2 separate regions of the Homo sapiens genome follow, and region 1 is linked to region 2. Evidence: read pairs that join two places in POLR2A ChIA-PET (ENCODE). Cell type or tissue: K562. All regions are shown on one strand. Each heading gives the region's core, and the rest is flanking DNA. Links, peaks and the distances in the headings are about the cores only.

Region 1 (12,211 bases), core at 907-3,406, 140 kb before region 2:
TCCGCCTCCCGGGTTCAAGCGATTCTCCTGCCTCAGCCTCCCGAGTAGCTGGGATTACAGGCATGCGCCTCCATGCGTGGCTAATTTTGTATTTTTAGCAGAGGTGGGGTTTCTCCATGTTGGTCAGGCTGGTCTCGAACTCCCGACCTCAGGTGATCCGCCCACCTCGGCCTCCCAAAGTGCTGGGATTACAGGCGTAAGCCACCGCGTCCAGCCTCAATCCTTTATATTCACTCATTTCTCACAACAATCCCATGAAGTTGGTACTGTGATGACCATTTTACAAGTGAGGAAACTAAGGCACAGAGAAGTTGAATATCTTACCTAAGATATTCAACTTAGCTACTTGCACCAAGCCCCTTTCCCTGTCTTCCTCTTGCATGGGAAATGCCCAGCCAAGGCTTGCAGTGAAGGAAGCACCACCAGGAGGGCTCCCAGAGAGATGGCTTTGAGAAAGTCAGATGGAGACAGGGCAACGGCCAGCAAGAGAGCAGTGGAGGCGGGGAGGGAGGACACTGTGCTAGGAGGGGGTGACCCTGCAAACTGGCAGACCCGGAGCAAGCACCTTCTATTTTTCGGAGGCAGGCATGAGGCCCCGGAGCCTCTCCCTCCCTCCCCTGCTCTCCCTACAGGGAAGCTACTCCCAGCTTGAGGCTTTAGCTCAGTGAGCACTCGGGCCCTGTCTCCTGCTAACCCTCCTGGAGTGTCCTCTGCCTGCATGGGCGGATCAAGGTGCTATTAGCGCTATTCCAGGCCAGGGGGAGGAGTAGCCCTTGTTCTTGGCCTAATTCTAATCAGCCCTGCAGCCACCAGAAAAGGGAAAAATTCCTTTGCCTGAGATTCCCCTGGTCCCCAGGGTACCTTCTGTCCATGACCAGGCTGGCATGAGCAGAGCGAGAGTCTCTTCTCCTTTCCTCACAAGCCAGCTTCTTCATCCATGTTTGGGTTTCATTTAGAGAAATCCTTCCCCCTTAGAGGCAGAGGCCAAATGCCTCGTGGCTGAGCGGAATCTGAGTCCTAGTCCCACTTCACAGCTATGTGATATCTGGCAAGTTGCTCATGTGAATCCCATATTCACCATTAGAAAACAAATTCTTCTTCCTCTACATCTCTTTTTCCATCCCTAGTGGCATAATCTTGTTCTAAACCTGTACTGATCTCAAGGATAGAATACTGTATCTATTAGAATATTATATCTAATATTGTATCTTCCCATTTGGTCTCTGCTGTTCCGTTCCCTTTCTTCTCTAGTCCATCCTATACAGCACCACTCAGTTAATCTTCCCAAACTATTGTTTTGATCATGTCACTCTCCTGCTCAAAAACATTATACAGCTTCCTACTGTCTGCGTATAAAATACTTCAATAGGGGCCAGACATGGTGGCTCACACATGTAATCTCAGCACTTTGGGAGGTTGAGGTGGGAGAATTGCTTGAAGTCAGAAATTCAAGACCAGCTTGGGCAACAAAGTGAAACCCAATCTCTACAAAAAACGTAAATAAATAAATAAATAAGCAAGCCAGGTGTGGTGGCATTTGCCTATAGTCCCAGCTATGTCAAAGGCTGAGACAAAAGTATCACTTGAGCCCAAGAGTTAGAGGTTACAGTGAGCTATGATCGCACCACTGCACTCCAGCCTAGGCAACAGAATGAGACCCTGTCTCTAAAAACAACAACAAAAACAACAACTTCAGTGGGTGTAAGGCCACCTGCTATACACAAGGTGCTATGACTGTGATGAGCACAGGAACTCTCCTCTTTCTGACCCTGCTTGAGTCTGTGTTAGTTGGTCACCTTCTGACCTCTGACCTCTGCTGATTTTTATTTCCTAGATCCCCAGAGCCGTGTCTGTCTAGGCCGGGCACAGAGCCAGGAGGACGGAGATTACATCAATGCCAACTACATCCGAGTGAGTGGCCTGGCTGCAGTGGTGGGCGGGGAATGGGGGAATTCTCAGACGTCTGAGAATATCTTCCAGCCATGGCTGGTGGATCAGGTGCCTGCATTTCCTACCCTCCCTGCTCCAGCTCACTGCTGTCATAGCCCTACCAAGCTGGGCTGGTACTGAACATGCCCCAAAACACCAACCTAAAAAACGGAGCAGATGTTGAAAAATATCTGGAGAGACCACCAAGTCTCCCTAACCTCCACTATCAGTCCTCCCATGCCACCCTCTAAACTTAGCAGGAAGTTAGCATTGTTGAACCCAATCTCCAGCTGCTTAAGAGCTCACAGCTCCCGAGAACTGCATAGGTGATGCCAGCACTAATGGGACCTCCCCGCCAACTTACCTTAACTGCCCCTCAGATAGCCCCTCTTATATGAAGATGGTTGATTGACGTCAAGCTATAGGAAGCTCCAGGCCAGGTGGGTGTTCCACGCCAGCTTCTCGCTGCTGTGGGCCCTAAGGAGATGTAAAAGCAGCGCTCTCTAGTGACTCAATGTGGGTAAGACATCAGTCAGGGGCGCAGGGAGGCGAAAAGCTCTTAGCTAGGGAAGCCATGGGGAAACATGATCTTACATTTGCCGGCCAATACCGGATCAACTGCAGTCTGGATTTCACCATCTTGAGAAGCAGGAAGCTGAGGATCCTGAAGGTGAGAAAATCAGGTTAGGGAGAGTGTGCTACATTTTGCTACTACTTTCATAGAAAAGTAGTAACCTGTAAATGTGAAACTGTCACTGAACAAATATTAAACACTGTTTAGGTATTTTGTGCTAGAAGAAAGCAGCAGGGGAGGAAGGGAATAAACATTTATAGAGCACTTGCTATCGGCTAGACTCTCAATATATCTTACTGAATTTAATCCACTCTACATTCCTACAAGATAGATATTATTATGCCCAATTTACAGATGATACCACTGAGGCTTACGGAGGCTAGGTAACTGGCTTATAGTGGTACAGCCAGGAAACAGCAGAACAGGGATCTGATCCTCATTCCAGAACCCGTATCCTTTCCATCATGTGGCTTCTGAGTGTGCGTGTTCGTGCATGTGTACGTCTACACGTGTGGTTCACAGCTTCAGGCTGACCCCAGCACCTGAGGCATCTAGGATCTCCCCAGAGCTCTGCTCTCACTGCTCCCCACCCCTTCCCCTGTGCTTCCACCTTCCAGGGCTATGACGGGAAGGAGAAGGTCTACATTGCCACCCAGGGCCCCATGCCCAACACTGTGTCGGACTTCTGGGAGATGGTGTGGCAAGAGGAAGTGTCCCTCATTGTCATGCTCACTCAGCTCCGAGAGGGCAAGGAGGTAGGAGGCAGAGCCACAGTTCATGATGAACCCAGAAAGTGCTATGCCCACCCCACCCCCACCCCACACACAGGGCAGCTCAGAACCAGAGGTTTCCCTGGGAGCCAGCCCCAGCTCATACCTCTCAGAAAGTTCCCTGAGATATAGCCCTGGGAGGCTGTCTATGGCCAAAATACGGGATAGGGTGAGCACTCTGCTTGCAGGTATCAAGCTCAGAAGAGCCAGGCTCCCTGTTGCTGACCTCCCATCCAGTAGGGGTGGAGGATGGGGAGGAGATACCAGCCCCTCTCTGCTGCCCTGTCACCTGCTCCAGCTGACCCTCTTCTGACTCCCAGCTCCCTCCCTCCTAGAAATGTGTCCACTACTGGCCCACAGAAGAGGAAACCTATGGACCCTTCCAGATCCGCATCCAGGACATGAAAGAGTGCCCAGAATACACTGTGCGGCAGCTCACCATCCAGGTACCACCCCCCCGGAGCCAGGCCCAGTGGGAAGTTGGGCCGCCCACAGCATCTCTGGGACTCAGGCTGGCTCTTCACTAGGAGCCAAGGGTTTGCTCTTCTAAACCATCTTAAACCCACATCTATAGCAGAAAGAGAAACTTGAGCACTGTCCTCAGCCTCTAGTCTAATAGGGCAGAGCCAATAAGCCAAATAGGACTACCGGGAAGTACTCACCCATCTGTGTAAATGGTCAGGCGGGGACAGGCAGGATCCAGGAGCAGGGCCAAGGGAAGGAGAGGAGGTTAAAGGAGATGTGGAAGGCCAGGTGTGGCGGCTCATGCCTGTAATCCCAACACTTTGGGAGGCTGAGGGGGGCGGATCACTTGAGGTCAGGAGTTCCAGACCAGCCTGGCCAACATGGTGAAACCTTGTCTGTACTAAAAATTACAGCTGTTTGGAAGGCTAAGACAGGAGAATCACTTGAACCCAGGAGGCAGAGGTTGCAGTGAGCCAAGATTGTGCTACTGCACTCCAGCCTGGGTGACGGAGTGAGACTGTCTGTCTCAAAAAAAAACAAACAAAATAAAACAAAAAAAGAGAAAGAGATGTGGAATAACATGTACACAAGGGCTTTTAAAATGCCTTCTATTATTTTATGGTGTTTTATATTTTTGAAAGCATTCCTCTATCAACTCATTCTCCTCCAAATATCCTGGCAAGTAAACCAGTAAGATATCACTGTTCCCATTTTCCAGGTGAAGAAAATGAGATCAAGGGACTTGCCCAAAGTCATGTGCTTATGGGAAGCAGAGCCAGGGCTTGAATTTGGGTCTCTCCCCTCTCCCAGGACAATGCTCCTTCCCGGGATTTTGAAGGGGGAAGTGGTGGAGAACAATGAGCACGAAAATTGCAACCTAGCTTGCTTTGAGTAGATGACCCCCCCACAGGGTAATTCCAGCCCTTGCCCTCCTCAGGCACCAGAGAAGAAGGTAGACAGTGCCCTCCACCCTGACCTTGGTTCTCATGCCTTGTCTCCAATCCAGTACCAGGAAGAGCGCCGGTCAGTAAAGCACATCCTCTTTTCGGCCTGGCCAGACCATCAGACACCAGAATCAGCTGGGCCCCTGCTGCGCCTAGTGGCAGAGGTGGAGGAGAGCCCGGAGACAGCCGCCCACCCCGGGCCTATCGTAGTCCACTGCAGGTGCGTGGCCCTCCCTTCACTGCAGCCTGTGGACTGTGCTCCCCTCCCCTGCCCCCTGGGTCTCTCCTGGGGAAGGGTCTGAGCAGAAAAGCATCAGGCAAGCCTAGTCCTTACTCAGACATGACTCGCAAGGCCATTCAGCAAGGGCTCTGTTCTTTTTACCTCCTTCACGCAGAACCCAGACATCTGGGCTGGACACCCAGGCCCCATCCATAGAGGGGATGGAATATCAGGAAGATCCCAGTCAGCTGCAGGAGGACATAAACAGGATTCCAGCTGTTGGGGAACTCATTTACTTATTCAACAAATATGTATTGAAAATCCTATTATTGGCCGGGCACGGTGGTTCACACCTATAATCCCAGCACTTTGGGACGCCAGGGCTGGCAGATCACCTGAGGTCAGGAGTTTGAGACCAGCCTGGCCAACATGGTGAAAACCTGTCTCTACTAAAAAATACAAAAATTAGCCAGGCGTGGTAGCACACACTTGTAATCCCAGCTACTTGGGAGGCTGAGGCAGGAGAATTGCTCAAACTCTGGAGGCAGTGAGCCGAGATCACACCACTGCACTCCAGCCTGGGTGACAGAGCGAGACTCCATCTCAAAAAAGGAAAACCTATTTTTGTCAGGCACGGTGTTAGCTGCTAAGGAGACAGCTATGAACCAAGCAGTTTGGTTTCTTCCCAGACAGTTTTATAGGCTGGTGGGAAAGAAGGCAGATTAGGCTGGGTGCAGTGGCTCATGCTTATAATCTCAGCACTTTGGGAGGCTGAGGCGGGAGGATCACCTGAGGTCGGGAGTTCAAGACCAGCCTGACCAACATGGAGAAACCCTGTCTCTACTAAAAATACAAAATTAGCCACACATGGTGGCGCATGCCTGTAATCCCAGTTACTCGGGAGGCTGAGGCAGGAGAATTGCTTGAACCCAGGAGGTGGAGGTTGTGGTGAGCTGAGATCGCACCATGGCATTCCAGGTTGGGCAACAAGAGCAAAACTCTGTCTCAAAAAAAAATTAAATACCACGCAATGTGATGAGAGCTGTGATGGGGATATTATGGGGACCATAGAACCAAGTCTCCTAAACCAGACTTTGACCAGAGAAAGTTTTCCAAGAGAAAGGCCATCTAAGCCAAGCTAAGACCTGAAAGGTGAATTAGCCAAGTGAAGAGAGGGAAGGGAACACGTTCCAGGCAAGTGGAAGAGCACATGCTAAGGCCCAGAGAAGAAATGTGAAAATGGATACACTGCTGGGAGCAGGGTTACAGGTTAGGCCCAGAGGTTGTGTGTGGGGTAATGATGAGAGATGGGTTTGGAAGGCCAGTGAAGGTCAGATGATGAGGGGACTTGGAGGACTGGCTAAGACACTTGGATTTGCCATTTTAAAAGAACACTTTGGCTATAGAGTGAAAAATGGATTGGGCCAGAGTGAGGGGGTGTCGTAGGGGACAAGACTAAAGAAAGGGACCATTTGGGAGTGCATATCCTAAATAAAACAGAGCACAGAGGCAAAAGGCATGACACAGGGGCCTCCCAGCCCACCCACAGGTAGCACTGGGACATGTGCAGGGAGGTCATTAGGGGCTCACGCAAGAGGAAGGGGAGGCCTAGGGGGTTTTGAAATAAAGAGAGGGCACGATAGAGAAAGCAGAACAGAGTGGAGAGAAGACTGTGGGAGGGCGCCAAGGTGGGAAACAGAGGGGCCGGGCGTGGGCTGCGTGGAAGATGAGTCTGAGCTGAGAGGAAGTCAAGGTTAGATAAGGAGGGCTCGAGGGTCAGCACACCCACAAGTGGGAAACTGTCTGTTGGAAACCACTGTAGACTCAGCAGAAGGGAGATCGTCAAAATGTCCACAGGGACCAAAAGGTGGCCTGCAACAGGCTTACAGTAAGGCTGGTAAGAAATGTAAACTCCTCCCATGCCAATTAAAACCTGCCTCCAGCAGGGCCCCCAAGGGGACTGGAAAGCAGAGTACTGCTACCTGCCTCCATCTCCAGAGCCCTATCCCCAAAATATAGCACCTGCAGGTCCCATTTCTTTCTCCATAGTTTGGGGCCTGGCTCTCATATTCCCTGGTCTCCCATGACCTCCCTGTCCCCTCCCTGGCTATCTCCAGTGCAGGGATTGGCCGGACGGGCTGCTTCATCGCCACGCGAATTGGCTGTCAACAGCTGAAAGCCCGAGGAGAAGTGGACATTCTGGGTATTGTGTGCCAACTGCGGCTAGACAGGTGGGTCTGTGGGTGTAAACAAGGCCAACAACGTTAACGGATGGCATCAGTGCCTCTGGGCCCCAGAGTTCTGCTAGGCCCATCACCATCAAGCACTCCTGCAAGAAAGGAAGAAACCCTTTCTGCTTAGAGCTGTTTATTTTACAACTAACAACCAGGAAAAAATATCTATCTGGATGGCCGGGTGCGGTGGCTCACACCTGTAATCCCAGCACTTTGGGAGGCTGAGGCGGGTGGATCACCTGAGCCCAGGAGTTCGAGACCAGCCTGGCCAACATGGTGTAAACCCTGTCTCTACTAAAAATACAAAAATTAGCCAGGCCTGGTGCGGGCCCCTGTGATCCCAGCTACTCAGGAGGCTGAGGCAGGACAATTGCTTGAACCCAGGAGGTGGAGATTGCAGTGAGCCGAGATTGTGCCATCGCACTGCAGCCTGGGTGACAGAGCAAGACTCTGACTCAAAAAAAAAAAAAAAAAAAAACAAAAAAAAGAATATCTGTCTGGAATGTTGGCTTGGATGCCTGGAATTAAACATGATATGAGGCAGCAACAAGTAGTGCAAAGAAGATCACTGGGTGGAGGCAGAGCCGGTGTTCAGATTCTGACATCTGTCTCACTGAGATGTCACTAGATTTCTCTGAGCCCCCATTTCTTTTTTTTTCTTTCTTCTTTTTTTAATAATAGAGATGGGGGTCTCACTATGTTGCCCAGACTAGTCTCGAACTCCTGGGCTCAACAATGCCCACTTGGCTTTGCAAAGTGCTGGGATTACAGGCTTAAGCCACTGTGCCCAGCCCCCACTTCTTCTTTATCTAGACAGAGATAATGGCTCCTTCCCCCAGAAAACTGTTGTAAGAAATGAGTTAACTTATATGAAAATGTTTTGGAAATGGAAACTACTATACAAATGTATGGAATCATTATTTTTACTTTTTAAGATTATTAGAAAGAAGGAAACTTGAGGCTCAGGAGTATTCCTGGCCCGACCCAAGGCTTCAGAGATCTGGTTTTGTCCCAGGAGCTGAGTGGATCAAGGAAGACCAAGTGTCAACATGGGGCATCACCCCTCAGCACGTGTAAGGGGCAGAGGACTTCTCTCACAGCAGATCTGAGGGGCAGCAATGAGGAGTAGAAAGTAGAAAAGATGAATATAGGTGGTGGGGCATGGTGGCTCATGTCTGCAATCCAAGCAGTTTGGGAGGCCAAGATGGGCCAATCACTTGAGGTCAGGAGTTCAAGACCACCCTGGCAACATGGTGAAACCCTGTTTCTACTAAAAATACAAAAATTAGCTGGGCAAGGTGGCAGGCACTTGTAGTCCTAGCTACTCAGGAGATTGAGGCAGGAGAATCACTTGAACCTGGGAGGCAGAGGTTGCAGTGAGCTGAGATCATACCACTGCTCTCCAGCCTGGCTATCAGAGTGAGACTCTGTCTCACAAAAAAAAAAAAAAAAAAAAAAAAGTGAAAAGATGAATATAGGCAAAGGAGTTGGCATGTTCTTTGAGAAAGTCAGGACTTTCCCAGTAGGACCACAGGGATGTTTGACTGGAGCCATTCAGCCAGCACCCTGACCCTCCTTCACTCATGGTCTGTGTGTTTCTCCTTGCAGAGGGGGGATGATCCAGACGGCAGAGCAGTACCAGTTCCTGCACCACACTTTGGCCCTGTATGCAGGCCAGCTGCCTGAGGAACCCAGCCCCTGACCCCTGCCACCCTCCGGTGGCCCAGGTGCCTACCTCCCTCAAGCCTGGGAAGGTGGGTCTGGGGAAAGTGGGCCGAGTGATCTGGGGGTACCCCTTGGGTTGGTGTGGGGAAGGAGTGCCTCCTTAGTGGTGCTTGCAGTCACAGGAAGCAGCAGCAGTAAGGACAAGGGGCCGGATTCCAGGTCTTCAACACTGGCCACTCCTCTGCTTCCTCTGTTGGCCCCAGATGGACAGTAAGGGGAACCTCCAATGTCTCTCTGAACTTAAAGACAGGAGCTGGCATTTATGACAGACAAAGAAAGAAGCCCAGGTGTCCTGGTGTTCTCTGAGACACTCTTTGTGAGCTTCAGTTTCCTGTTCTATAACATGAACATAAGTGCTTAGCTGCCATGAGGGAAAAGTAATGAGAGAAGTTTCTAGAAGCCACTCCAGCCACTCCTTCCTGGGGCTGACAAAAGGGTGATTCCAAGATCATCCTTCACCCGAGGTCCTGCCCAAGCACAGGCCAGATGCAAGAATGGGGAAAAGTCTGGTCCTGATCTCCAAGTCTCAACATCCTATCAGTGACTCTGCTCCCTGACCACACATCGGAAGGGCTGGATGACCCCAATCAAAAGAAAGAACAAGGACTCTGGTTACCCTTGCCTCCACCCATGTGTCATAAGAGTAGGCTACAGAGGTGACCAGGCCTGGCAGTTGAAATCTCTGGAAGAGGGAACATGTGGGGACTACTCAGAGGCAAAGAGGAGCTGCTCCTGCCTCCATGGTTGCTGGCCACTCCCACCAACTACTCTTAGGGAGGCTAAGCAGTCTCTGTTTTGCTTCCATGGCTCAAATAATACCCTGGGTATGCAGGACCCACTATACCTTGCATTTGCTGAGTACACCTAGAGAGCTTGGCTGTTTCCAAAAACAATCAGGGTCATAACCATCCATGCAGACATGGAGGCTCGGCTGAACCAGGACTCCTCACTGTCTACCTGAGAGAATGAGCACCCCTCATCCATCTCAGCATCAACACAATTTCCAGGGGACCTCAGGTCTACCTCAGGACTGAACGCCACACCTCAGGATTCCTCCTCCTTGAATCTGAGACTGGCTGCCCATTCTGAGATGGGGATGAAGGTAAGATGCCGCATCACCAGGCACGCCGCCCCTGACAGCTGCCTTGATACCAGCTCTCTGTGGAAACCCCCGAGGAGTTGGATCTGGAGAACAGCTGGGCCTCCTCACTCAGGACTTCTCTCCTGAAGAACACGCAGTGCTAAAACTGAGGATGATTTCCCTAATGCTTCTGCTTGGCCTTATGGAGGAGCTGCTCCTTCCTTACAGCCTTGGGGATGGACTTGCCCACACCTCCACCTCCCCTGAGCCCTGTGAGAGGCACGACTGTCTATGCCAATGAGGCTCGGTGGGGGGCTCTCAAGTGCCTGATCCTGCCCTGGGCTCAGAGCCAGCCCAGAGGGAAGCAACTGCACAGCCCCACAGGCCCTCCCTGGCACTGTCCCCCCAACCCCATCTCAGAGCTCAGAGGGTACAAGCTCCAGAACAGTAACCAAGTGGGAAAATAAAGACTTCTTGGATGACTGACTCATTCCTTCTTTCCATCTTCTTCTTGGCCCTCTGGGGCCTCTTTGTAGCAAGAGAGAAAGACTGCAGACCAGGGACAGGCAGGCTGCAAATCTTTGCCCTTGGGATATGCACTTTTCTAGCACTTCCAAGGACATAAAGTAAGGTGAAACCAAAGTCAATTTAGGAAGTGAGACAGGGTGGACCCTCATAGCCTACCCAGGCAGCTGTAACAATTCACACTACCGTAAACCATGTGGCTTCTAAACAACAGAAATGTATTGCTGGCCTGGCGTGGTGGCTCATGCCTGTAATCCCAGCACTTTGGGAGGCCGAGGCAGGCGGATCACGAGGTCAGGAGATCCAGCTAACACAGTGAAACGCTGTCTCTACTAAAAATACAAAAAATTAGCCGGACGTGGTAGCACACACCTGTAGTCAGCTATTCGGGAGGCTGAGGCAGAAGAATTGTTTGAACCCTGGAGGTGGAGGGTGCAGTGAGCTATCATGCCACTGCACTCCAGCCTGGATGACAGAGCAAGACTCCATCTCAAAAAAAAAAGAAAAAAGAAAAAAAGAAATGTGTTGCTCACAGTTCTGGAAGCTGGGAAGTCTAGGATCAAGACCCTTGCAGACTCAGTGTCTGGCTATTAGGCAGAGCCTTCTTTCTGTCCTTGCATGGTGAAAAGGTTGTGGGCTGGTATTCTTCCCCCTAATCCCACCGGCCCCCTTTATAAGGCTCTACCCTCATGACTTAATCACCTCCTAATACCATCACTTTAGGGATTAGGACTTCAACCTATGAATTTGGGGGGACACAAACATTCAGTCCATAGCCTTTATCTTAGGAGCTAGAGGAGGACTTATAAAGGGCAGAGGTTAGAAAGATGGTGCTTAATAAACCAGAATATTGGCCAGGCTCATGCCTGTAATCCCAGCACTTTGGGAGGCTGAGGCAGGCAGATGGCTTGAGCTCAGGGCTTCGAGACCAGCCTGGACAACATGGCAAAACCCCGTCTCTACCAAATATACAAAAATTAGGCTGGCATGGTGGCGCATGCCTGTAGTCCCAGCTACTCGGGAGGCTGAGGTAGAAGAATCACCTGAGCCCGAGGAGGTGGAGGCTGCAGTGAGTCGAGATCCCACCGCTGCACTCCAGCCTGGGCCACACAGTGAGACCCCATCAAAAAAAAAAAAAAAAACAATATTATGCTAGCCGAAACCTTGTGATTCTTCTACTTTGGTAACTGTTTGACTATTTGGGGTCATCTAACTCCAGTTGATTGGACAGATATGGTTGATATTGATAGTTTACCCACTTTTGACTAAAACAATAGACTACATATGACTACATTTGAAAACCAAACCCCAACGGGCAGCCAGCATAGGCTGGGGACTGCCCGAAGCCTGAGCCTACCCGGGACTGCCAGCTGAGGTTGTCAGCCTGCCTGAGCAGGTCCTATGGGTGGGTCTTGCAAGGAGAGGGGCAGGAGTAAGGCATCTTTGCAGGCACTCCAGACCCACTTCAAGAGGAGAACTATCACTTCTCCTCCTGAAGAATACTCTGCTTTTCACCAAAACAGGGCAACATTTTCCTTTGTCACAGACGTTCCTCACTGAAAACCCCCTGCCAGGACTGTATCTGTTTGGGTATCTTGGGGATGCTGGTAAAAATCCGGAGCAAGTTCAAGCGTCCGTTTCACTTGGGGCCAGAGGCTTCCTAACAAGTGGTCGGGGTAAATTGTGGTGAACAAAACAAGATGGAGTATTAAAAGACCCGAATACGGTTGTCCCTCTGCACTGG
Region 2 (12,211 bases), core at 3,281-5,780:
GAGCTGGGCTAATTGCTGCTGCTGGTGCCCCAGCCCAGCCCTGCACGTAGCAGAAGAAGGAGGAGGAGGAGGAGCGTAGGATAAGAATGAGAGGGCAATGCTCCCAAGGGTTGGCCACTGTGAGGTTCTGAAGAACTGAAAACTCACTTTCCATCCACCCTGCAGGATCCAAGGGTCCCTGGAAAGCAATGCTCATTGAATCCACCCTCCACCCCAGGCATGTTTGTATATCCATAGGGCATTCCTCAAACTGCACATCTAATGGTGGGGTTTTAGGCACCCATACAGCGGAGACATTTGTGTTGCTCAGCACCTCTCAAAGCAGAGTCAGCTGTGGAATTGAAGAAAGAAGGCAGGGTTCAAGCTCCGGTTTCCTAAACTTACTACTATCTCTGAGAGCTTAAGCTTTTCTTAACCTCTCTGAAGCCTCAGTTTGCTCATCTGTGAAATGAGGCACTTATCCTCTACCTTGTTGAGAGGTTTATATAGATGTCTTTGGAATTTCCTAGGCTCTAGCCTAGGCTTTCTTTCTTTTCTTTTCTTTTTTTTTGAGATGGAGTCTCACTCTGCCACCCAGTCTGGAGTGCAGTGGCATGATCTCAGCTCACTGCAACCTCTGCCTCCCAGGTTCAAGCAATTATCTGCCTCAGCCTTCCGAGTAGCTGGTATTACAGGCAGCTGCCACCATACCCGGCTAATTTTTTTGTATTTTTAGTAGAGACGCGGTTTCACCATCTTGGCCAGGCTGGTTTTGAACTTCTGACCTCATGATTCATCCGCCTCAGCCTCCCAAAGTGCTGGGATTACAAGCCTGAGCCACTGCACCAGGAATTTTTTTTTTTTTTTTTTTTTGAGATGGAATCTCACTCTGTCGCCTGGCTGGAGTGCAGTGGTGTGATCTCGGCTCACCGCAACCTTCTCCTCTCGGGTTCAAGTGATTCTCCTGCCTCAGCCTCCAAAGTAGCTGGGATTACAGGCACCCGCCACCACGCCCGGCTAATTTTTGTATTTTTACTAGAGATGGGGTTTCGCCATGTTGGCCAGGCTGGTCTCAAATTCCTGCCCTCAGGTGATTTACCCGCCTCAGCCTCCCAAAGTGCTGGGATTACAGGTATAAGCCACCGTGCCAGGCCATAGCCTAGGCTTCCTACTCCCCCTGGGTGACCTCTTCCCTACTGGGTCTTCTGCACACAGCATGGAGCCATGCACACAGCAGACAGTTAATGAACACAGAGAGAATGAATGATGTATGTAAAGCAATAACTTGACACATTGCCTGGCACCTAGTAGATACTCAGTAAGCGGTCAGCTGTCAACATGAAGCTCAGGCTCCATTCAACATGATTTGTGACTTTGAGCAAGTTACCTTTCTTTTCTGAGCTTCAGTTTCCTCATCTGCAAAGTGAAGAGTGTTCTACATTGAGTGCTCTGTCCTACAAATCACTGGTAGTTATGATGTAGGGAGTAAATTTTTTTTTTTTTTTTTGAGACGGAATTTCGCTCTCGTTGCCCAGGTGGAGTGCAATGGCGTGATCTCGGCTCATTGCAACCTCTGCCTCCCAGGTTCAAGCGATTCTCCTGCCTCAGCCTCCCAAGTAGCTGGGACTACAGGTATGCACCACGACGCCTGGGTAATTTTGTGTTTTTAGTAGAGACAGGGTTTTTCCATGTTGGTCAGGCTGGTCTCGAACTCCCGACCTCAGGTGATCCGCCTGCCTCTGTCTCCCAAAGTGCTGGGATTACAGGCATGAGCCACTGCACTTGGCCGATGTAAGGACTAATTTAAGGTGCTTGTTCTTCCTGAAAAGAGATGGGTTGAGGGGGAAATATATGCAGAGCTATTACATGGACAAATGAAGTTCTGCCAACTCTCCTCCCTCAGCAGAGAGAGGGGATGGGACAAGACTGCTGGGCAGTGGTGGCATCTTTGGACACTCTGGGTTAAGCAGCCATTTACAGCCCAGAAGACCATGCAGAGATAGTCCAGTGTGCATGAGGGCCCATGCTATGCCATGCACTGAATTGGGTTAAAAGTCAATGGTTTTGGAAGTAAGAAAACTCAATACTTCCCAGTAAGTATCAGAGGCTCTGGTGTCCACCCCAGGCCCTCATAATAGAAGGAACTGGCTGGGCTTCCATACTCATGAGCATCCTCCCATCCCCCCCAACCCACTTCATTAATTTACTTGTTGACATGCCCAACGAGCCATCCTTTTGCCAAGTAGAGGGGGTACAAAACATGCTCCTAGTCTGGGAGCAGTAGGTGAGAGAAGCATAGATGTTTTTAACCAGGGGTTGAAAACTTAGTGCTTCTGGGGCCACACAGGTACTGCATGGTGGAGATGGTGGTAAACTACATGCAAAGACTATATGGAGCAGCCTCACTCCACTGTGACAGATTGTGGTCCAGGGAGAGCTGACCTAGCTGGGCCAAATTTTCTGATTCTTTTTTTCACATTTATCTTTATTTTTAAATTTTTTTGAGACCAGTTCTCACTCTGGTGACTTGTAGGACAAAGCACTCCAAGTAGAACAATCTTCATTTTGTAGATGAGGAAACTGAGGCTCAGAAAAGGAAGGTAACTTGCTCAAAGTTACAAATCATGCCCCGGCTGGATCGTGCAATCAGAGGTTACTGCAGTCTTGAACTCTCAGGCTCAGGTGATCCTCCTGCCTCAGCCTCCTGAGTAGCTGGGACCACAGGTGCACACCACCACTCCTGGCTAATTTTTAAAAAATTATTTGTAGAGACAGGGTCTCCCTGTGTTGCCCAGGCTGGTCTTGAACTCCTGGGCTCAAGTACTTCTCCTGCCTCGGCCTCCCCTTGTTGCGATTTCAGGCGTGAGTCACCTGGCCCAGCCAATTTTTTAAAAAGACAAGCCACAAATTCAGGTTTTTTTTCTGAGAAAATTTTCCTACTTTTAAAAACTTGACAACTTGGGCCAGGCGCAGTGGCTCACACCTGTAATCCCAACATTTGGGAGGCCAAGGCAGGCAGATCACGAGGTCAGGGGATCGAGACCATCCTGGCTAACACAGTGAAACCCCATCTCTACTAAAAATGCAAAAAATTAGTCGGGCGTGGTCATGGGCGCCTGTAGTCCCAGCTACTCAGGAGGCTGAGGCAGGAGAATGGTGTGAACCCGGGAGGCAGAGGTTTCAGTGAGCCGAGATGGCACCACTGCACTCCAGCCTGGGGGACAGAGCATGACTCCGTCTCAAAAACAAAAAGCAAAAAACTTGACAACTTGTTGATTTTTTTGTGACTGTGGCAAACATATCTGTAGTAGAAGGCATGGTGGGTAGTTCAGTGGAGCTCTTATAGGCCAGTGGCAAATGGAGGCAGGGGTGGCTTCCTGAGTGCAACCTGTGCGGTGGTCCCACAGGGCCCTGCGCTTGGAGGACTGCACCTCGCGCATGGTTCATGCTCTTCTCTGCTGTTGCCATTTTGAAATTTTTAATCGTTCTTTTTTTTTTTTTTTTTTGAGATGGAGTTTCTCTCTTGTTGCCCAGGCGGGAGTGCAGTGTCATGATCTTGGTTCACGGCAACCTCCGCCTCCCAGGTTCAAGCGATTCTTCTGCCTCAACCTCCAGAGTAGCTAGGATTACAGGCGCACACCACCACGCCCAGCTAATTTTGTATTTTTAGTAGAGATGGGGTTTCGCCATGTTGGTCAGGCTGGTCTCAAACTCCTGACCTCAGGCGATCCACCCGCCTCGGCCTCCCAAAGTGTGGGATTACTGGCATGAGCCACTGCGCCCAGCCTAATAATTCTTTAACAAGGGCCCAGGCTTTCACTTTGCACTGGGCTCTGCAAATTACCAGGCCTGTCCTGACTGGAGGCAAGGGCTGAACCCATCTGGTGGGGGAAAAGGGCCAAAGAGGAGGTCAGGAAATGCTTCATAGAAGGACCCCGAGGGAGGAGGTGAGTCGTGCAGGCAGGCCTGGGTGTGGCTATGTGAGACTGTGAGGTGGGAGTGTGTTGCGTGCGCTGGTGTGTGCAAGTGTGTGAGGTTGTGAATACGGTCCATGCGAGTGTGTGAGAGCAGGCAGCGTCTGCAGTGCGTGCAGGGGCATGTGAGTGAGGGCTTGTGAATATTTATCTTTGTGAGTGTGAGTGTGTGTGACTTTGGTTCCCATGAGTGTGTATGAATGTGTGTGGTGTGTGGGGGAGGTAGTGGCCAGGGCAGGGAGAGTCACGGGGCCATTTAGCAAATATTTATCGAGCACCTCCTCTGTGCCAGGCGCTGTGCAAGGTGCTGAGGTGAGTAAGCCCCAGCACTTGCCCAGAGGTGCTCACAGCCCGGCGAGAGAGAGAGATGTGTAAACAGACAACAGCAGAGAGAGAGAGCAGATTGAAACCAGACTCCTCAGAAATGCAACCCCTTCACCCACTTCCCCCAGGAGAAGCCAGACTTCCCCAGAATTGGTGGGACAGGTGGGGCTGTGGGATAAGCCAGGAACTGTCCCAGGGGGCCAACCCCAGCCCCTCCTCAGGCACACCCAAACACGACGGGAGGGGTGACCTCCCTCTGACCTGCTCAGCGACACACCCAATCCCACAGAAGCAGATAAGAGGTGACCAGCAGCTCCGGCAGGGCGGGATATAAACAGCCCGGCCCTGTGGCTTCCTCCCCACCCCCACTCCCCAGCCCAGGACACACCTGAGGGGATGCAGACTCTGGTGGGCGAGAGACCGGGCCGTCTCCTGCTAGGAGGCCCCTGGGCTGGTGAGAGTCGGGGTAAGGGTGACTGGTGCCCGACAGAGAGGGCAGCACGGAGGCCAGCCCAGGGGCCCGTGCCAGGACTCTGCAGCATCCTGAGGGGTGAGAGGGCAGAGAACTGTTGGGGAGAAAGGCGTCCCTCCCAGAGCTGCCGTCTTCCAGGCTGTCCCAGGCGCTGCCCTGCAGAGGCCACCTGCCCAGGTGGTCTCACTGAGCTGCAGCGTGGAGGCAGGCATGCTGTGAGCTGGCCCCGCTCTCACCCAGTCAGTGACTTCAGCCCACCACTAGCCTTGTCAGTAAAATGGGGACACCTGGTCTCCTCAGCGAGCTGTGGGGCGGATCAAATGAGATAATGGGATGAGGAAAGCGCCTCATAAACTGCAAATGGCAGGGCAAAGGTCAGCACGCAGCGGGCAGCACCTGCCCCCAGCCCTCCAGAAGAGGGTGAAGGGGCTGAGCGCCATATTCCCAGCCCTCCTCCCTGCTAGGATCTCCTTTAGAAGCTGAAGAGGCTGGGAGTCAAGGGAGGCTGAACAAGCATGTCCCGGGCTCTAGAGGCCCCTCCCCCACTTCTTGGCTAGGTGACTTCAGGCCACACTGGGTCACCTCTCTTCTTTTTTTTGAGACAGAGTCTCCCTGTGTCACCAGGCTGGAGTGCAGTGGCATGATCTTAGCTCACTGCAACCTCCGCCTCCTGGGTTCAAGTGATTCTCCTGCCTCAGCCTCCTGAGTAGCTCGGACTACAGGCGCGTGCCAGCATGCCCAGCTAATTTTTGTATGTTTAGTAGAGACGGGGTTTCACCGTGTTGGCCATGATGGCCTCGATCTTCTGACCTCGTGATCCTCCCGCCTTGGCTTCCCAAAGTACGAGGATTACAGGCGTGAACTACCGCGCCCAGCTGGGTCACCTCTTTTAAGGGTGCAAGGACCCCGAGATATTGTGGCTAGGGAAACTAGACCAGAGTCTAATGCATAATTTCCAAGAAATGGGGTCATTTTTAGACTAAGTAGCTGTGAAAGCTTCCCCAGCTTCTGAGGCTAGACCTACGCCCTGGCCCGCATCCCCTTTGTCTAACTGGCTCACACTTCAGAAGGGAAATGTAAGTAAAAGCCTTTTTCCAAATGGCTCCAGGATTCTGGTTTCTCTCATGACCTCACTTTCCTCTCCAATCAACTTCCCCACTCTCCTTTTCCACCATTCCTTGCTTCTCCAGAGCAAGCTGCATTTCCAGAAATCCACACACAAGCTTTAGTTTTTCTAAGATCCCTTCTTTATCCACATCACTTCAGCCAACAATCTGATTGGTATTTCCAAGACAACAGAGCAGTATTTCAAACTCATGAATGGGATTTTAATGTGCTGTATGGAATTTGAAGCCTCAAACTTAAGGAACTTTCCACCTGGAAAGCATTCTTAAGTAACATCAATGAACTGTCCTCCCTAAAACCTAGACACAGTATCACTGTGGAAACAGAGTAATAGTTCTGGAATCGATTGAGGATTAGGTTAGAAGCGCCCACACCAGGAAAAGCTTCCGGGAAACGGTTTTAGGACAGAATCAAGGCACACCTGTGGAACCTCTTTCTGCATCTGTCAAATGGGGACGCTGTGTCTCCTCTCTTCTTAGGAGAGGATTAAATGAGCCAGAGTGGGCTAGCACAGTGCCTGGCATGAGACTACAGTTTCACTGGGTGCTATACTCACTACCTGGGTGACAGGATCATTCGCATCCCAAGCTCAGCATCACACAATATACCCATGTAACAAACCTGCGCACGACCTCCTAAATCTAAAGTAAAAGTTGCAATTAAAAAAAAAAGAGAAAAAGACTACACTTTCAACAAATGCCAACTCCTTCCCTCATTCTTTCTCAGCAAGTACTCATCTCCATTTTGTTTTGTTTTTTTTTTTTTTTCCTTTACAAGATCCTAACTCTGATTTTGTCAGACTCAAAAGCTGGGATTCATATTACAGATATACAGTTTACAGCACACTTGGCTGGAATGCAAAACCATCTATTCCACAAGGCCAGCCATGCAATTCTAGACATCTTGAGAACATCAGGTCCAAACCCTAGCCTAATAGGAAAAATCAGTCCTAAACAGGACAGACTTGGTCAAGGTCAAGGTCACTCGAGCGGTGTCATGACAGCAGGATGCTTCTGACCTCAGTGTTCTGAGTTCATGTCCTTGCTTGCATGAAGTCTTGTAAGCGTTCTCCAACAGTCTCAGCTGCTTCCTTTGCTCGCCTCCCAGCCCAGTCCATGTGTCTGTAAGCCCACACCTGCTACAGGAAATCTGTAACTCCCCTCTTCGTCAGCCTTTGCCCTCACCCTCAGCCTGGTAGACCTTCATTTTCCTCCCCTCCAACCTCTTGACCATATTCGATCCAAAGGCCCAAATTTCAGTACACAGGTAGCTAAGACAAAGGTTAGAAAAAGCCCAGAAGGCACTTTATTGGAGGTCTCTGCCTCCATTCACAGGAGAAAGGAGCTGGGAGCCCCATCCTAAGGGTCCCAGCATCAGCCCACTGGAGGGCCTGGAACAGTCCAGCACTCTGTGGGAGAGGAGTGGGGAGGGGAATGTTTTAGAAAAAATAGATCTCTATGTACATCTGACATATTTATATAGCACATAAATTAGGGAGTGCTCTGACCCCTGCCCGTGGAGCCCAAGCACTGAGCAGGGAGGTGAACGCCAGTCCAGAAAGAAGGTGCTGGAGCCCCTGCTCTGTCCTCTCCATCACGGTGCTCCCCTAGGGCCTCCCCAGGCCTCCTTGGCTCAGTCCAGGTGTCTGCAGGAGGAAGGTGTTGTCTGCATTTAGTGTCTGAGACTGGGTTTGAGGAGGCACCAGATAAAAGGAGATACACTTGCAGCTATAAAGTCAGCTTCAAACCCCAGGGCTTGTAATTCCAAGAGGAGGGTGGGGAGGCGAGGCCATAGTCTCCGAGTCCCAGGACGATGGCTGACAATACACCAAAACATCAGCTTCTCTCCACAGCACAGCTGGGAGCATTCCCCAGTGGAGGGGCCATCTGGCCTGCCTGTCCTCCCAGGAAGGTTTGCAGGCCTCGAGTGGTCCGTGAGTTTGGTCCCGGGTATAGTTCCAACCCTCAGTTCCGACTCTGGAGAACCTCTTCCTCCTTCCAGCCGCTTGAGTTTTTGCCAAACTTGTAGACGAGTCGCCGGCCATCCACCCGTTCCAGGATCTCCCGTTTGTAGTAGTACCTGGGTGAAGAGAAGGATGGTCAGAGGTGCTTTGGCAGGAAATGGGCCCCAGGCTGCCAGCCCGCCCACCTGGCCCGCGTTACCCCCAGGTAACCCATGCCCACTGGTCTCTGCCTGACTAAGCTGAGCCTGACTCACACTTCCTAAACTCCTCTGTTCTTCACACTGGCAAGCAGAAGCTCTTTCCCTACACTGGCCTGTAACCGTGCCCAGGACACAGGGCTCTTTGCCTTTGCTTCTTTGTATCCTATGGCTGTGACTGGGGTCTGATCATTAAATTACATGACTTTTAAGGCCAGGGAGCTGGGCACGGTGGCTCACACCTGTAATTCCAGCACTTTGGGAGGCTGAGGCGGGCGGATCACTTGAGGTCAGGAGTTCGAGACCAGCCTAGCCAACATGGTGAAACCCCCGTCTCTACTAAAAATACAAAAATTAGCTGGGCATGGTGGCAGGTGCCTGTAATCCCAGCTACTTGGAGGCTGAGGCACAAGAATCACTTGAACCCGGCAGGCAGAGGTTGTAGCGAGCCAAGATTGTGCCACTGCACTCTAGCCTGGGTGACAGAGCGAGACCCTGTCTCGAAAAATAAAAAGAAGAAGAAGAAAAAAGAAAAGGCCAAGCATACTGGCTCACACCTGTAATCCCAGCACTTTGAGAGGCCGAGGCAGGAGAGTCATTTGAGGCCAGGAGTTTGAGACCGGCCTGGCCAACGTAGAGACCCTTGCCTCTATTTAAAAAAGAAAAAGAAAAAAAAAGTAAGTACATGATTTTAGGGCTGGACGGGATCTTAAGATGATCTAGTGTACTCCTGGACACAGGAGGAAACTGAGGCCCAGAGAAAAACAACCTAAGTGCTTCAACGAGGAGAAAGCCAGGCCCTGGGTGGGCACGGCTCCTGCCCCCTTTCCCACTCTCCAGGTGCCTTCCTGAGGACAAGCCTCACAGGCGATACAAGAAATGTTGCTGCTAGCTCAAGTGCACTGTGTCTGCTGTCTGCCAGGCTAATACTTTCTCCATGTTGTCATTTAATCCATGAAGTAGACCAACCCAGATGTTGTCCTCACTCTAAGGACTCAGCCCTGTTGCAAGAAGCCAAGTGGCAGCCAGAAAGAGGGCGGTGGGAGTGTGAGCGCCTGTCCCCATGTCCGGCTGTATCGTGAGGGTCCTGGCCGCCAGCTCACCTCATGGCCCGGCTCAGCTTCTCGTAGGTCATGTTGCTGTTCTTTTTCTTTTGGCCCCATAGTTGGGCCACAGCCTCGGAGCGCAGGAACTTGAAGACGCCTTCATGCCGATTCTCCCACTTCATGAGGCCCTCGTTGAGCTCCGGGTGGATGAGGATGTCCCGGATGAACTCCCACAGGTGGGTGCCTCTGGGCGCTGCAAGGCCAGCCTCCATCAGTTTGCCATCCAGGTGTCCCCTCTCACCCAAGGCCAGCCAGCCCTGCCCGCCCCAGTGCACTGCTGACTTGGCCACAGCATGCAGCAAGCCTCTCCAGAGACCCCGCAGTGCCCTCTGTGCGGGTACTGCAGTGACTGCTTTTCTCCTCAGCCCACCTAAGACCCACCAGCTGCCTCCTCACATTGAGGGTGTCCCAGAGGGCAGGACAGTGGCCAAGTGCAGAGAGAACTGGAGTCAGTGGACAGGACACTGGAGTCAGTGGACAGGACTCTGGTACCATGAGCCTCCCACTGGGAGCCTTATTTCCTCCTCCTCTCCAGGACCACCAAGCCAGGCTCTGCAATTAGGTGGTGACCGATACCATAGAGCCCCCAGCTTGTGCACAGCCTTACCAAAGGCCATGCGGAGGCCAGAGAAAACGGGAGAAGGGATACCTGCAACAACCCGCAGTGCCCCAGGAAGCCGCTCAGCCCGGCGCAGGGAGGACCCACGTGCCCCCGGAGCTCACCGTGCTTGCTCTTCTTGCCCTCGAGACAGTCCCAGTACTCTTTGCTCAGCTTTCGGGGCCGGCCTCGTTTCCGCTTCCCGTGCTTGGGATCCCCCTTCTTGCAGTCACGAAAACCATCTGTGGGGACGGTGGTGGAAGGTCAAGGAGGGGCAAGAGGGGAGTTAGGGAGAGTAGCCCCTCTACAGGAAAAGGCTGCAGGAAGAGCCGGGCCCCCTGTGCATTGCTAAATGGGACGCCCTCTTGGGGACCTCCCTCGACTCACCGCTGGGGAAGAGCTTGCCATCAGTGGGATCCAGGTCCACGTCACTTCCACCGGAGTCTGAGGAGTGGGAGCTCCGAGAAGCACCAGTCCCTGGGGGGCGGGGTCAGAGTAAGTCCCCTGCCGGCCCACCCTCTGCTCAACCACGCTGCTGGCTCTCAGGACACACTTCCCAGCCTGTTCCTGTTCCTGCCAGAAGGCCTGAGTTATGGTGCTGGGAGCCAGAGGGAACAAGGGACACTTCGGGGAAGGGAGGTTGTGGCCCAGAGAGAGCTCTCACCTGCGGTGGAGACGTCAGAGCTGCCAGGGGAGGGGGCTCCTGCGCCACAGCTGCCGGGGTGGTAGGGGCTGGCTTGCTGACCGTCGTCCAGCAGCTCCTGGGCAAAGGGGCTGCCCTGGTCTGGGAAGAGGAGGTGAGAACTCAGAGAGGGCTCAGGGGACCAGACCAGGACAGGTGATGCTGCCCATGGGTCTGATGACCTGCTGCAATTTTTCTAATTGAGGGAGGAAGAAGTCTGGGGAGGGGGTCATCTCTAGCACTCTGTGGAGGGGCAGGGATGGGACAAGACAGGCTGGGGAAGGAAGGAGAAAACGGGTTCTCACCAAAGGGCCCTGGGTCTAGGGCCTCCTGGAAGGCCATGCCATCCTTCTCCAGCAGCTCAATGATCCAACTGAGCTCATCAGAAGAGCTGGAAGCTGACAAGGAAGGAAGGAAGGGTCACACTCCCCTAATCCCTCCCTCAAGGGCTCTCTCTGGCTGTGCAGCTGGCCCAGAGCTCCAGGGCCTGCCTACGGCCACACTGAACTCGACTCAGCTCAACATGTGGAGCTGCTCCCCAGCCTCCAGGGGCCTGGACTCACTGAGGTCTCGCAGCTGGGCATGGAGTTGGTCCCCCAGAGGCCCAAAGACCAGACGCAGCTCCTCAAGGGCACAATTGCAGAGGGTGGCGCCATCCATGTCACATCGTGAGAAGTCAATGGCGCTTGCGTCGTACTTGTTCTTCTCCACTTGGTAGCTGATCCAGTCCAGAACCTGCGTCTTCGACCAGAACTGGGGCTGTTCCCCCAACCAGCTGGCCTTCTCTGCAAGGGCCAGGCAGGGAAACAGGCTCAGCTCAGGCCACCCAGCAGACCTTACAGCCCCATTTTTTTTTTTTTTTTTGAGATGGAGTCTCACTCCTGTCACCTAGGCTGGGGTGCAATGGCACAATCTCGGCTCACAGCAACCTCCACCTCCCAGGTTCAAGCGATACTCCTGCGTCAGCCTCCCCAGTAGCTGGGATTATAGGTGCCCACCACCACGCTGGGATAAATTTTTTTTTGTATTTTTAGTAGAGACGGGGTTTCACCATGTTGGCTAGGCTGGTCTCGAACTCTTGACCTCAGGTGATCCGCTCAGCTCAGCCTCCCAAAGTGCTGGGATTACAGGCGTGAGCCACCACTCCCAGCCCACACAGCCCCATTCCTGGAGCACACTGGGGATTCACACCTCAGCCCTTGGAGCCATCCCAAGAGTAGGGGCAGGAGGTAGCATTCACAACACCCTTGTCCTGGTATCTGACACCTCCCTCTGCCTGTCACAGCCCCACAACCCCCAGCACCTCAGTCACTAAGTCTCAGCCTCTAGCCCTGGAATTTGCCTAGAGACCCTCCTCCCTGCCTATTCCCCCATTTGTCTAACAGGCCCTTAGATGGATCTGTCTCCCACTCCGTGCCCCATCCCACCCCGCTGAGACCCACCTGTACCCTCCAATGACATCTGGGGGTTGCTCAGGGTCAGTACCAAGTCATCGGCCCCAAAGGTGGCAGCAGGGGGAACAGAGGCCAGGGTGGAGTCCTCCGAGCTGTACATCGCACTGAAGTAGTTGCTAAAAATGTTGCTAATCTCACAGGTTGCAGCCATGAGGCTACCTGTGGGTAGGGGGAGAGAGGATGAGGTTGGTGAGGGGACGAGGGTCCTCTCCTTACACTCCCAGCTACTCTGCTTTGCCCAACCCTGGGCAAGAGTAGCCCCCAGGGGCAGGAAGATCAGCAACTCTGCGGACACCGTCTCTTCAAGAAGGGCTCCAAGATCTCAGACCAGGGCAGG

Evidence for each region. ChIA-PET counts read pairs that join two places held together with the same protein. Peaks named below come from ENCODE experiments on the same cell type or tissue, not always from the same donor. Only the 100,000 strongest peaks of a DNase experiment are listed, where the experiment ranks them.
Region 1: POLR2A ChIA-PET joins it to region 2 with 5 read pairs; 7 of 35 experiments call an interaction of 5 or more read pairs at or near these places.

The regions. Positions count from the first base shown.
Region 1 is chr1:202,145,233-202,157,443 of GRCh38, reverse strand. It overlaps PTPN7 (protein tyrosine phosphatase non-receptor type 7), which reads left to right. Exons shown (of 10, transcript NM_002832.4): 5 at 1,835-1,911; 6 at 3,121-3,258; 7 at 3,609-3,719; 8 at 4,745-4,902; 9 at 7,020-7,133; 10 at 8,745-10,428. The coding sequence ends at 8,838. Among named protein-coding and RNA genes, the nearest start is that of ARL8A, 6.6 kb to the right of the region's middle. RefSeq lists a silencer at 2,311-2,360. In K562, for the core only: a CTCF peak has its summit at 2,429; a DNase peak (open chromatin) is centred at 2,453.
Region 2 is chr1:202,010,951-202,023,161 of GRCh38, reverse strand. It overlaps ELF3 (E74 like ETS transcription factor 3), which reads right to left. Exons shown (of 9, transcript NM_004433.5): 2 at 11,863-12,033; 3 at 10,984-11,205; 4 at 10,726-10,818; 5 at 10,403-10,522; 6 at 10,126-10,215; 7 at 9,864-9,980; 8 at 9,138-9,333; 9 at 5,979-7,953. The coding sequence starts at 12,025. The coding sequence ends at 7,839. Among named protein-coding and RNA genes, the nearest start is that of ELF3, 6.5 kb to the right of the region's middle. RefSeq lists enhancers at 4,461-5,229, 8,732-9,931, 10,741-11,675, 11,676-12,211. In K562, for the core only: no CTCF peak of the experiment used is centred there; DNase peaks (open chromatin) are centred at 4,561 and 5,254; H3K4me3 peaks cover 162 bases.